Linked DNA regions of Mus musculus: region 2 is linked to region 1. The links are chromatin loops, found by intact Hi-C in ENCODE. Cell type or tissue: heart. All regions are shown on one strand.

The links. Peaks named below come from ENCODE experiments on the same cell type or tissue, not always from the same donor. Only the 100,000 strongest peaks of a DNase experiment are listed, where the experiment ranks them.
Region 2: a loop joins it to region 1, with 4 times the contacts of the local background. A loop is called at or near these places in 6 of 42 quality-filtered maps.

The regions. Positions count from the first base shown.
Region 1 is chr2:35,646,900-35,651,899 of GRCm38, forward strand. The region is part of intron 2 of Dab2ip (disabled 2 interacting protein); the gene reads left to right. Among named protein-coding and RNA genes, the nearest start is that of Dab2ip, 27 kb to the left of the region's middle. In heart, CTCF peaks have their summits at 2,990 (motif pointing right) and 4,763; DNase peaks (open chromatin) are centred at 3,002 and 4,772; H3K27ac peaks cover 1,318 bases.
Region 2 is chr2:35,928,462-35,933,461 of GRCm38, forward strand. All of the region lies in intron 3 of Ttll11 (tubulin tyrosine ligase-like family, member 11), which reads right to left. Among named protein-coding and RNA genes, the nearest start is that of Gm35396, 47 kb to the left of the region's middle. In heart, CTCF peaks have their summits at 2,259 (motif pointing left) and 3,357 (motif pointing right); a DNase peak (open chromatin) is centred at 2,260; H3K27ac peaks cover 306 bases.

The sequences.
Region 1 (5,000 bases):
CTTGACTTATCAGGTACTGATAGGGCGGTTGGCCAGGTCAGGGTCTTGCCCTTAGGCACTTTGGTCCTTTGGCTCTGTGTAGCCATTAAAGACAGGGCTGTGAGTGGAGACTCTCTTGGCCTGGGGCTGGATGAACTGAAGTGTTTGGATACAAGATCTGGATTCAAATCCTAGCACTTCTGAGCTATGATGTGACCTGGTTAGCCACCCAGCCTTTTAGAATCTCTATCAGTAAAGCGTGAAACAACAACCTGGCCCTGCAGCAGGTACTTAGCTGATGGGATGCACTCTGACCAACCACATCCATCCATTGGATCCACAGTCCCAACTGGGTTTCTCTTTCCGACTCTGGATTAGTACTAGGGCACAGAAGATACGGCATTTGGGGTATCGGGAGGAGAGCCACCTCACCCCATTCCTGAACACTTATTTTCTCCGGCCGTGGCATCCTCAGCTCCAGCTTGCAGCTGCTCCCTGTAGGCCCTGAGGGAGCCTGGGAACATGGTTTTGCCTGGGGGAGGCAGGTGAGATACCACAGGCTGTAATGAACCTGCCACTGTTGCTGCCATTGCAAACCTGGGTGACAGGATGTCACCATCTTTCACAGAAGGTGCCCTGTGGGAGATTGTGTGTCAGAGTAGATGGTCTCAAGGACTAGCAGAGGACTGGATCTGACAGAGGTCCCACCCAGCTGAGAGTGGATCTCCAGTTTGGGTTGTGTGTTCCCTCCCAGGGTTCTCACTCGTTCTGTGAGGCGCTATCCCCACGGCTGTTTCATAGGGCATGGGTGGCTAAGTGGGACATGGGTGACAGCCTCTTAGAGTGTGGGGCTAGAGAGAGCCTCAGTATTTTTCTTTGTGTGAAATGAAGATGATGGCCCTGTGCTTAATATTCTAATGTGGCTTCAAGGCCTGGTGCCAGCTTTGTGACTTGATCGAGTTGCGGGTCCTCCCTGTTCTCCTGCATGGCTTCCACTCTCAGTTGCAGTGAGCATGGGGCTGTGGCTCCCCAGGGGACCTGGGATAAAGATCCCATAGGGAAGGGGCTGAGAGTAGGTGACCACAGTGGCCTGTTTCTCTCTGGGAGGTGTTTGGGATTCCCACCCAGGTCTGCCTTCTCTGTACTGGGAAGGGGGAAGACAAAGATGAAAGGCCATGTAGGTGGTGGGGTTTACAGGTGTAGGGTCAACCCAAGCCAAGCCCTCCTGGGCCACAGTCTCCTAGTGTGTTCCCAAGAATCAGGCTGACCGGAGACAAGGAAATGCTGATAGCTGTGGTACCCTGGATGGCCCATTGGCCTTTTCCATCTCTAGGTGTGGGCTCAGTCCTTCCTCCTTCCTCTGTCCACCTAGGCATTGACCTTGAGCAGTCTAGCAGGGTTGGGGTGGGAGGTGGCAGAGGGTCTGGGAAATGAAACATGGAAGCCAGTTGATCCCTCCTTGGGAAGTTGAAAGTGGAGACTTTGAAGGTTCGGCTGAAATTAGGTCTCAGGGCTATATTTTGTGAGATGGAGAAGTGTCAGAGAGGAAGGCTGGGGGTGGGGGAACTGCAGAAGCTGCAGATAAACGTGGCATTGTGTTGAGCGTGGATGCTTCTAGAAGCAGGTCTTCTTGGTTCACTTTCACTAGTGTTGGGCTGTGCACAAACTGTGTTTCTGATTCAGGGACGGTGCCTGGGGTGCTGTGGGAACCCAGAATGAAGGCTCTCTGGCTAAAAGAAGATGAGAGAATTCTTACAGTGGGGACCTTTATGACTGGGTTTTAAGGGACATGCAGGAGTTTCTCAACAAAAGAGACAATAGTTAGAGGAAGATAGACCCAAACAGGAACAGACCAATGGTCCCGAGTGACGTGCTGGAAGCAGGAAGGAAAAGCTGAGGGAGAAGAAATGTGAGGGGCGTTAGTGGGAGCACAGAAGCCTTTGTACTTTGTACCCACTTGAGGTTTTCAGCTGTTCTGTCCTCTCCCTACCGTAGTCTCCCTATGTGTGAACAGGCGAGTAGAAGGTGGATGAGGTGGCCGAAGGATCTACCAATCTGGCCATGTGTGCCTTCTGCAGAAGGAGGCCCTTTTCTAGAGAGGGACTGTTTTAGGTAGGTTTTGGTCAGACCACCAGATGCAGGAGTTGTTCAGGATGTGCAGGTCTAGGGGGCAGCAACAATCTCCTGGCTGAATGAACAGGATTTGTGCTTATTCGGGGAGTCAGGGTGCCATTCAGGATGGGTTAAAGGATCAAGCCAACTGCTCTTCTCACCTAAGCCTTGATCCCCTGAGCTTACATGCCCTTGTGGGAGCCTGCTTGGTCAGTTACAGGAAGCACTAGCCCAGCCTGGGCAGCTTGGATAGGGACATGGAGAGGAAAGAAAGGGAACAAACACAGCTCTGCACACCTTCTTTGCAGCTCTAGAACCTTCCAGAGTGTCCCTTGGTCTCTGCCGGGGCCTCCCTTATGACCGTGAGGGTGTGAAGACTGCTTCTTGGGCTGTGTCACAGGCTCCTTACAGGCGTTCTCATTCAGGGTGGCATTCTGGGTTCAGTGAAGGGGAGGTGGAATGGTGTGAGGCTTTTCCTCTCGACCTGTGCTCCAGGGAGACAGTGCTGACGTCTCCCCACAGAGCACCTGGGAGGGCCACTGCTCCCCTCTGTGGGTAAGTCACCTGTCTCCAGACCTCTTTCTTCATCTCCAAACAGGGCAGCTGTGAGGGCTTCAAAGCCTGCAGGTAGGCGGTTAGCCGGTGTCTAACCCTGCTGCTTGTGTTTCAGGGTCCACCCTTCCCATACTTTGCCCAGAACCCCAGGTAGCGGGGCCTATTTCTCCCCCTTCACACTGTCCCTTACTGCCCCAAAGCAACAGCATCCCTGATAGAGCTCTGAGGTGCAGCTGGGACTAGGAGTTGGAGAGAGATGAGAGAGTGAGAGGCTTAGGAAACCAGAGCTAGTGTTCTAAGGGGACAGTAGCATGGGTAGAGCTGGCCTGTCTGCAGGCTGTTTTCTCACCAGCGGGAGGCAGCAGAGGGCAGCGAGTGGACATCTGGGTGGCTCTTAGTGAGAGCTGAGGTCTTAGTTTGTACCCCTGACCACAGGGAGCCATTGAGTTATGGAGGCTGCAGGATGATCTGTGGTGACAGTAACACTGGTCAGGGAACATCCGGTTGACCAATGACAGTTGGGGCTGGCTGAGCTGGCTTGGCCCGATTTCTTCAGAGAGCTGGATCTCTACTGTGGCCCTTGGGGTCATTGGAGGACCAAGGTTTGGGGCCACAGCAGGCTTGTATCAGGAGAGGCTCAGGGTGAAAGGCTAGTGTGTGAGCTGACAAGTAGGGTTAGGGCCCTGAAGTCACCAGGCTGGGCCTACTAAATGGTTAGACCCTGCCATACTGAATTGCCTAGAGGTTCCTTGGGCCCCTTGTTAGCTTCTCCACCACTTTGGGAGGGAATAGGGGGGCATTCCAGGTGAGGCAGATGGTGGGTCAGGTTCTCTGCACGGGGTTCCAAGCTCAGCATGGCTGACTATACTGACTGTGGTGACATGGTAGAGGATCATAAACCTGTTCTTGGCAGGTCCATGAGGCAGACTGCAGTGGTGTTCATTTCCTCCTTACAGTTCCAGGCCACACACACTTTGCTTTCTAAGATGACTACATTGAGCAGAGTGGAAGGGCCCGCTGAAGCTCCTTCCTCCAGCACTTGGATGTGGAAGGAGTCATGGACCTTAATGGCTTGCCTGTGGCCAGTCTGTGCTAGCCAGTATCATTTTTTAGTCCCCTCCTTATGGATGAGGAATGATAGACTCAGAGAGGGGGCACACTGTGCTGGGTCACACAGTAAGGGCCAGAGCTGACATCGGAATCCATGCTCCCCTCTCCCGCTTTCCCTTGCTCAACACAGTGCCTGAGAGGTTATTTCTTTGTACCCAACCTGTGGTCCTGCAGGCCCTATCCCCTTCCTGGATCAGGAGCCTGGACAGAGGTAAGGTTCAGATGCCGCCTTCCTGTTTCCACTTTCTTGCTCTCTGTGTGTATGTGTTTGTGTGTGTGTGCACATGTGTGTATCCATTAGTGTTTGTGTGTGTGCACAAGTGTGTATATGTTAGTATTTGTCTGTGTGCACATGTGTGTATCCATTAGTGTTTGTGTGTGTGCACATGTGTGTATCCATTAGTGTTTGTTTGTGTGTGTGCACATGTGTGTATCCATTAGTGTTTGTTTGTGTGCACATGTGTGTTGACTTTGAGGTCCCTTCTCAGCTTCTCTCCCTCTCTCTCCCTCTCTCCCCTCACTTCCTCTCCCTGAGACACAGGCTCTCTCACTATTAGCCTAGAGTTCACTGGTGTCTAGGTTCACTGACCAGACCTTGGGCTCCTGGTCTTCTGCCTCCCCTCTTAAGTGCTAAGAGGACAGGCATACACCATCATGCCTGGCTTATACCGTGCTGGGAATCAAGCTTAAGACTGTGTGTAGGCTGGGCAAGCACTGTACCACTGAACCACATCACCCTCCACCCCTCATTCCCTCACATTTTCCTGCTGTGAATACAAAGTGATCACATGGCACTGGGGTTGGATTACAGATGTAATTACATGTGAGTTCTTGGGCAGGGATTGTTTCTGAAGCCAGGAGGCCTTCTGTGGAGGTGGCAGATACTGACATCTGTTTCGTACACAAGTCTAACGTCTCGATGAATAACTGCCTGTGGATTGCTTAGAGAACATCTTAGAGAAGCCACACCCCTCCCCCGCCCTAGTGCCTCAGATGGCCTCTAGTGGGAGCAGGTGGCTCCATTTCTCTCTCCAGCCTGGCATCCGGGCATCCAGGGCCTGGAAGGACTGCCTCAGCCTCTGACTTCGGACTGGTTGATCTTTTTGCCACCTTTCCATCCCTTGCTTTGGTCTTCCTGGGCAGACATTCTCTTCCCAGCTCCAGGATGTGTCCTCATGTCCTTCCTCTCTTCCGCTCTGTCACTAACGATTCACTACGTGCCTCCCTTCCACCAGCTGATCATG
Region 2 (5,000 bases), 280 kb after region 1:
GATGGAGAGAGAGGAAGCCATGCCTTTGGATCATCTGATTCTTCTGACATCTGGTTCCCCTCGCTTCTGTCTCCAGTCTTTTACTCACTGGACACTGCCGCCATGGGCCCCAGCCTCTAAGGATGTTGTGTGCCAAAAGCAGATGACATCCCATTGTTTATGTCCACTCCCTCCTGCTGTAGAAGGGAAAGAGGCACGTGACCAGGTAGAGGCTGAGACAAGACCTGGGCAGGGTGGCCAGTGAGTGACTACCTGGGCCTCTCGCTGGATGGAAGTATTTTGGTAAGTCTCCTCTGGCCCAAGTGTGTTGTACATTCTTGGGAGGCAGGTCAAGTCATGCTGACCAGACAGGCCAACTTCAATGGCTAACCTCCCAAGAGATAAAACCTTTCAATTAGACCAATGTACTTGACTGTCTACTGTGTGCTGATGATCAGTCAGACCCATCAGACCTCCTAGTAGGACAAAGAGAGAAGGAAACGTAGTCATACGTATCGTAAAGAAAACAGCTCAATGCCCTAGACATGGGCAGCAGAGCAGGCGTGGTAGAGAAAGAAAAGGCTTGCCCGGAGTTTAAAGAATTATCAAAGTTGAGCCAGGTGGAGAGGAACATGCCTGGCCATTGGAAGGTAGGAGGGCCAAGTTCAAAGCCATCTTCAGCTACCTAACAAATTCAAGGCCAGCCTTCTTCATGAGACCCTGTTTCAAAACAACATGAAGATAGAAAGGAAAACAAGAATTAACATCAGTCCTGTGAAATAAGACAGCGTTGGGGACTGAAGGAGACATGAAGGATGAAGTCCACAGGTCTAGGCAAAAACATGCCACAAAGAGCGATCGAGGAGCCGATACCTAAAACCCCAGCACGGTGCTGTAGAAATCACCCAGTCGGTCAAGTGCTTGACTTGTAAGCGGGGAGACTTGAATTCAACCCCTAGAATTCAGTTTTTAAAAATGGGCACAGAGGGCCCACATGACATGTGATGTCAGCACCAGGGAGGCAGAGGCAGATGTTTCTTTGGAGCTTGTTAGCCAGCCTGCCCTGGTTGGTCAGTGAGAAACTGCACCCCACAAAGGCAGATGTGCCTGACTGATGACACTGAGGTTGCCCTCTGACCTATACATGTATGTTCATGGGTGTGTGTGAGCACATACACACACAGTAGGCCACAAAGTACTGAAGAAGCGGGGGTTGGGACTGTGGAGGTGAGGCTGCAGGGGTCGGTAGGACAAGTTTAAACTTACTACCTAGTGGGGCCTCCCAGCCAGGCAGATCAGAATACTGTCTCCATGAAGGAAAATGTTCTGGCTTCACTCATGGCTGTGGTAAAACACCCCTGGCAACATGGCGGGTGGGGGTCGGGAGACGACGGTGTTTTGGGCTACAGTTCCAGGCCATATTCTACCTCTGCAGGGATGTCTCCTGGGCACAGCACATTCAAAGTCAGAAGCAGAGAGATATCTGAATGCATGCCTGCTTGCTTACTAGTGCTCAGTTGGTGTTCTCTTCTCTTGTTCAGTTCAGGATCCCCAGGCCCAGGGAATGGTACCTCCCACGGTGGGCTTGGTCTTCCCACATCAGTGAAGGCAACCAAGATTGTTCCCCACCAGCATGCCCACAGGTCAACCTGAGGTAGACAATTCTTCACTAAAACTTTCTTCTTGGGTGAGTCTTGTGTCAACTTGACAGTTAAAGCCAACCGTCACAGGCAGCTGTGCAAATAAGTCACCAAAGGGTTGTAGGACAAGAGAAAGGATTTGGTTATTTCCTGCCTTTACTCTGACCCAGTGGAGAGCACTGCTTTCTTTCTGTTTTGTCTTCTCAAACAAAGTGCTTGTCTCCACCCTGAGGCGCTGAGTCCTCAGAGCTAACTTAGGACTAACTGTGGGGAAATGGAAGCTCTCAAGCTCCATGGAGCCCTCTGAGAAGCTGCAAGACATTATTGAGCAGGTTTTGGCTTTATTCTCTAAAAGTAAAGTAAAAAAAAAAAAAAACTTTGCTGAGAAATACAAACTCTTTCACCATAATAAATGCTGTTTTGATAACAAAACTGTACTTTTCTCAAATACCCAGATGGAAGACCATATGCAAAAAAAAATTTTTTAAAAGGAGAAGAAAGAAAGAAAAAGGAAATAAAACTCCAAAGGAATTTTTTGATTGGCCATCTGCTAAAACTGGGAAGCAAGCCTGCATCTTCCTGCAGCCTTTATAAAAATCCCCCCGAGAAGCCTATTTGCGTCCGCCCGGCGCCACCTGCTGGTTGAATGTGGGTAGAGACTGTGCGTGGACAACAGGAACTGGGTCTCCCCTTGTCTGGATGAAATGCACTCGCTAATAATCCATGAAAGAAATCACAAAGCTCCAGATTCCTTTATTGTTTTACAGTGAGTCACACCTCCTCTATCACACACACACACACATACACACACACACACACACACACACACACACACACACACACACACACACAGGCACATTCCCACGTCTGATGAAGCTTTGTGTTTGGCTTGCCTGTCCAGGAAGTACATGACCTACCTATTTAAAGAAAATGCCAGCACCCTATGATGAAGGTGTGTCTTATAATGTTATTTGTTAAACAACAAGAAGCATGAGAACTACCTAACACAAGCTATGATCTCTTCATAATGAAATTCGATGTAGCACTGACCCAAGAAGACGTCGAAAGTACAGGGAGTGGGTAGAAGCAAGCTAATGAGGAACAGTGTTTAGTATAACTCAGGGTTTAAGAAAAATCTGTATCTGTTATGTGTATTTGCTTGTACACAGGAAAAGAATTCGTACTGTTCGTGTCCCATCTGGGGTGGTTCGCTTTGGGCTGGTGAGATGGCTCAGTGGGTAAGAGCACCTGACTGCTCTTCCGAAGGTCCAGAGTTCAAATCCCAGCAACCACATGGTGGCTCACAACCATCCGTAACGAGATCTGACTCCCTCTTCTGGTGTGTCTGAAGACAGCTACAGTGTACTTACATATAATAAATAAATAAATAAATAAATAAATAAATAAATAAATAAATAAAAAGAATTCGTACTGAACTGTTGCTTTCTAAACAGTGGTACTTTTCTGTGGCCCAAATACACCTCGTTTCAGCTAATAAGTAGGGATTTAAAAACAAAAAACAAAAAACAAAACAAAAACAAACAAACAAACAAACAAAAAGCAAGGTCTCAATATATAGCTCTGGCTGTCCTGGAACTCAGTCACCAGACTAGCTGGCTTCAAGCTCACAGAGACATCCTGCCCCAGCCTTCCAAGTGCTGGAACTAAAGGCAGGCACCACCTGCAGGCTCCCTTTCTCCATTTGTAAACTATCCAGCGTTCAGCTGCATGTACGCCTGCAGGCCAGAAGAGGGCATCAGATCCCATTACAGATGGTTGTGAGCCACCATGTGGTCGCTGGGAAATGAACTCAGGACCACTGGAAGAACAGTCAGTGCTCTTAACCTCTGAGCCATCTCTCCAGCCTCCCTTTATTCACTTTTTATTTCACATTATCATATATTAGTTGAATCCTTAAAATGAAGATGTTATTTTCTGACAAACCAGAGAAGTCAATAGAAATAATAACGCCACATTTAAAACTCAGGTTTGAAGCTAATAAGGAATGTCCATCATTAAACTTCCACTGGATGCCCATCTGCACTCTAGTTAGCATTTTCCTATTTAGATGTTACTGTTGGATCTTGAAGGCCCGGGGCTTGCAGGATTGACTGACAGCCTATGACGCTGTTACAGGGTGGTAGAAGGGGAGACCTCCTGGGAGGTTATTGTGTTATTTATTGTGTGCCTTCAAGGGAGCTTGTAGAATGCCAGTCTCTTCTCTCCTGGGTCCCATTGCCGTGAGGTAGGCAGGTCCTTCCCGTGTTCCTGCGACAGCGTGCTAACACATAAAAAGCCCAAGGTAATGGAGCCAATAGCCACTGACTGGGCCTTGAATTCCCTAAACTAGGAGCCAAACAACCTCTTCCCTCTGCAGGTTATGCACTTTATCACAGTGACGGAATGCCAACACACAGAGATGCAATGATGGGGCCGAAGGAAGACGACAGAGACCCCAAAAGAGTATGGTACGAATGTCGGGCCCAAAGTCAGGAGACTGCAAATTATATCAGAGACTATTCAGCTTCAGTCAAATGGGCATTGGTATAACAGGGCTTAAAATGCTAAAACAGGAAGCTACTGGGGCCATCTCTTAACCCAATCTCTGACTTTTACTGCACAGAAAATCGTCTCTCTGGATGGGTGCAAATTAGCAACAGGGAAAGCCAGAGGCGCCTTCTCAGCCCCAGGGAGGCCATTTTCCATTTTCTCCACTAAATCAATTGCTTTTCTTGGGCATCCCACCTTGGCACCTCACCAGTCTCCTCAAGTGTTCTGCCCCTCCAGCGCCACGATGCCAGGGTCTTTTTGGCACCACCTGGTGAATCTTTCTCACATCTAACCCTCCTCTCCTGTCTCTGTGTCAGAGTTTAAAGTTCTGAGTTTTATGGTGAGGTGGGCGGCTCCCAGGGAGTACTGGGTAGGCAGGCTGGCCTTCCACTTTCAGCCCTCCTGCCCTTACCTCGCGTACTGGAATCACGTGGTGGCGTGAGCCACCGTTCAGCTCCACCATCAGCACCATCCTCCTCTCCCTCATTTCACTTCTCCTCGCTCATCCATCTACTCTGCAGGTGACCCTTCCCGTTCTAAACCCTAACCATCCTCACCCCGTCTTTTACTGGAAGCTTCCACATGCCCTCCACTTGTCCATGGTCTTGAATGGAGAGTACGCAAGGTTCGTCCTACTGTCTAAGGCTCTCCCTCTAAGCTCCACCTACACGTGACGGCTCATCATTTCATGGGCGTGGCTCCCCTGCTTGTGCTTCCTGTGTGCCTGCCACACTGTTTCATGAATCTGTGCTTTTGTATGTGCGACTTAGACTCTGTGCTGTTCTGAATGAGACTGTCCTCAGAGGCTCATGTATCTGGGCACTTGGTCCC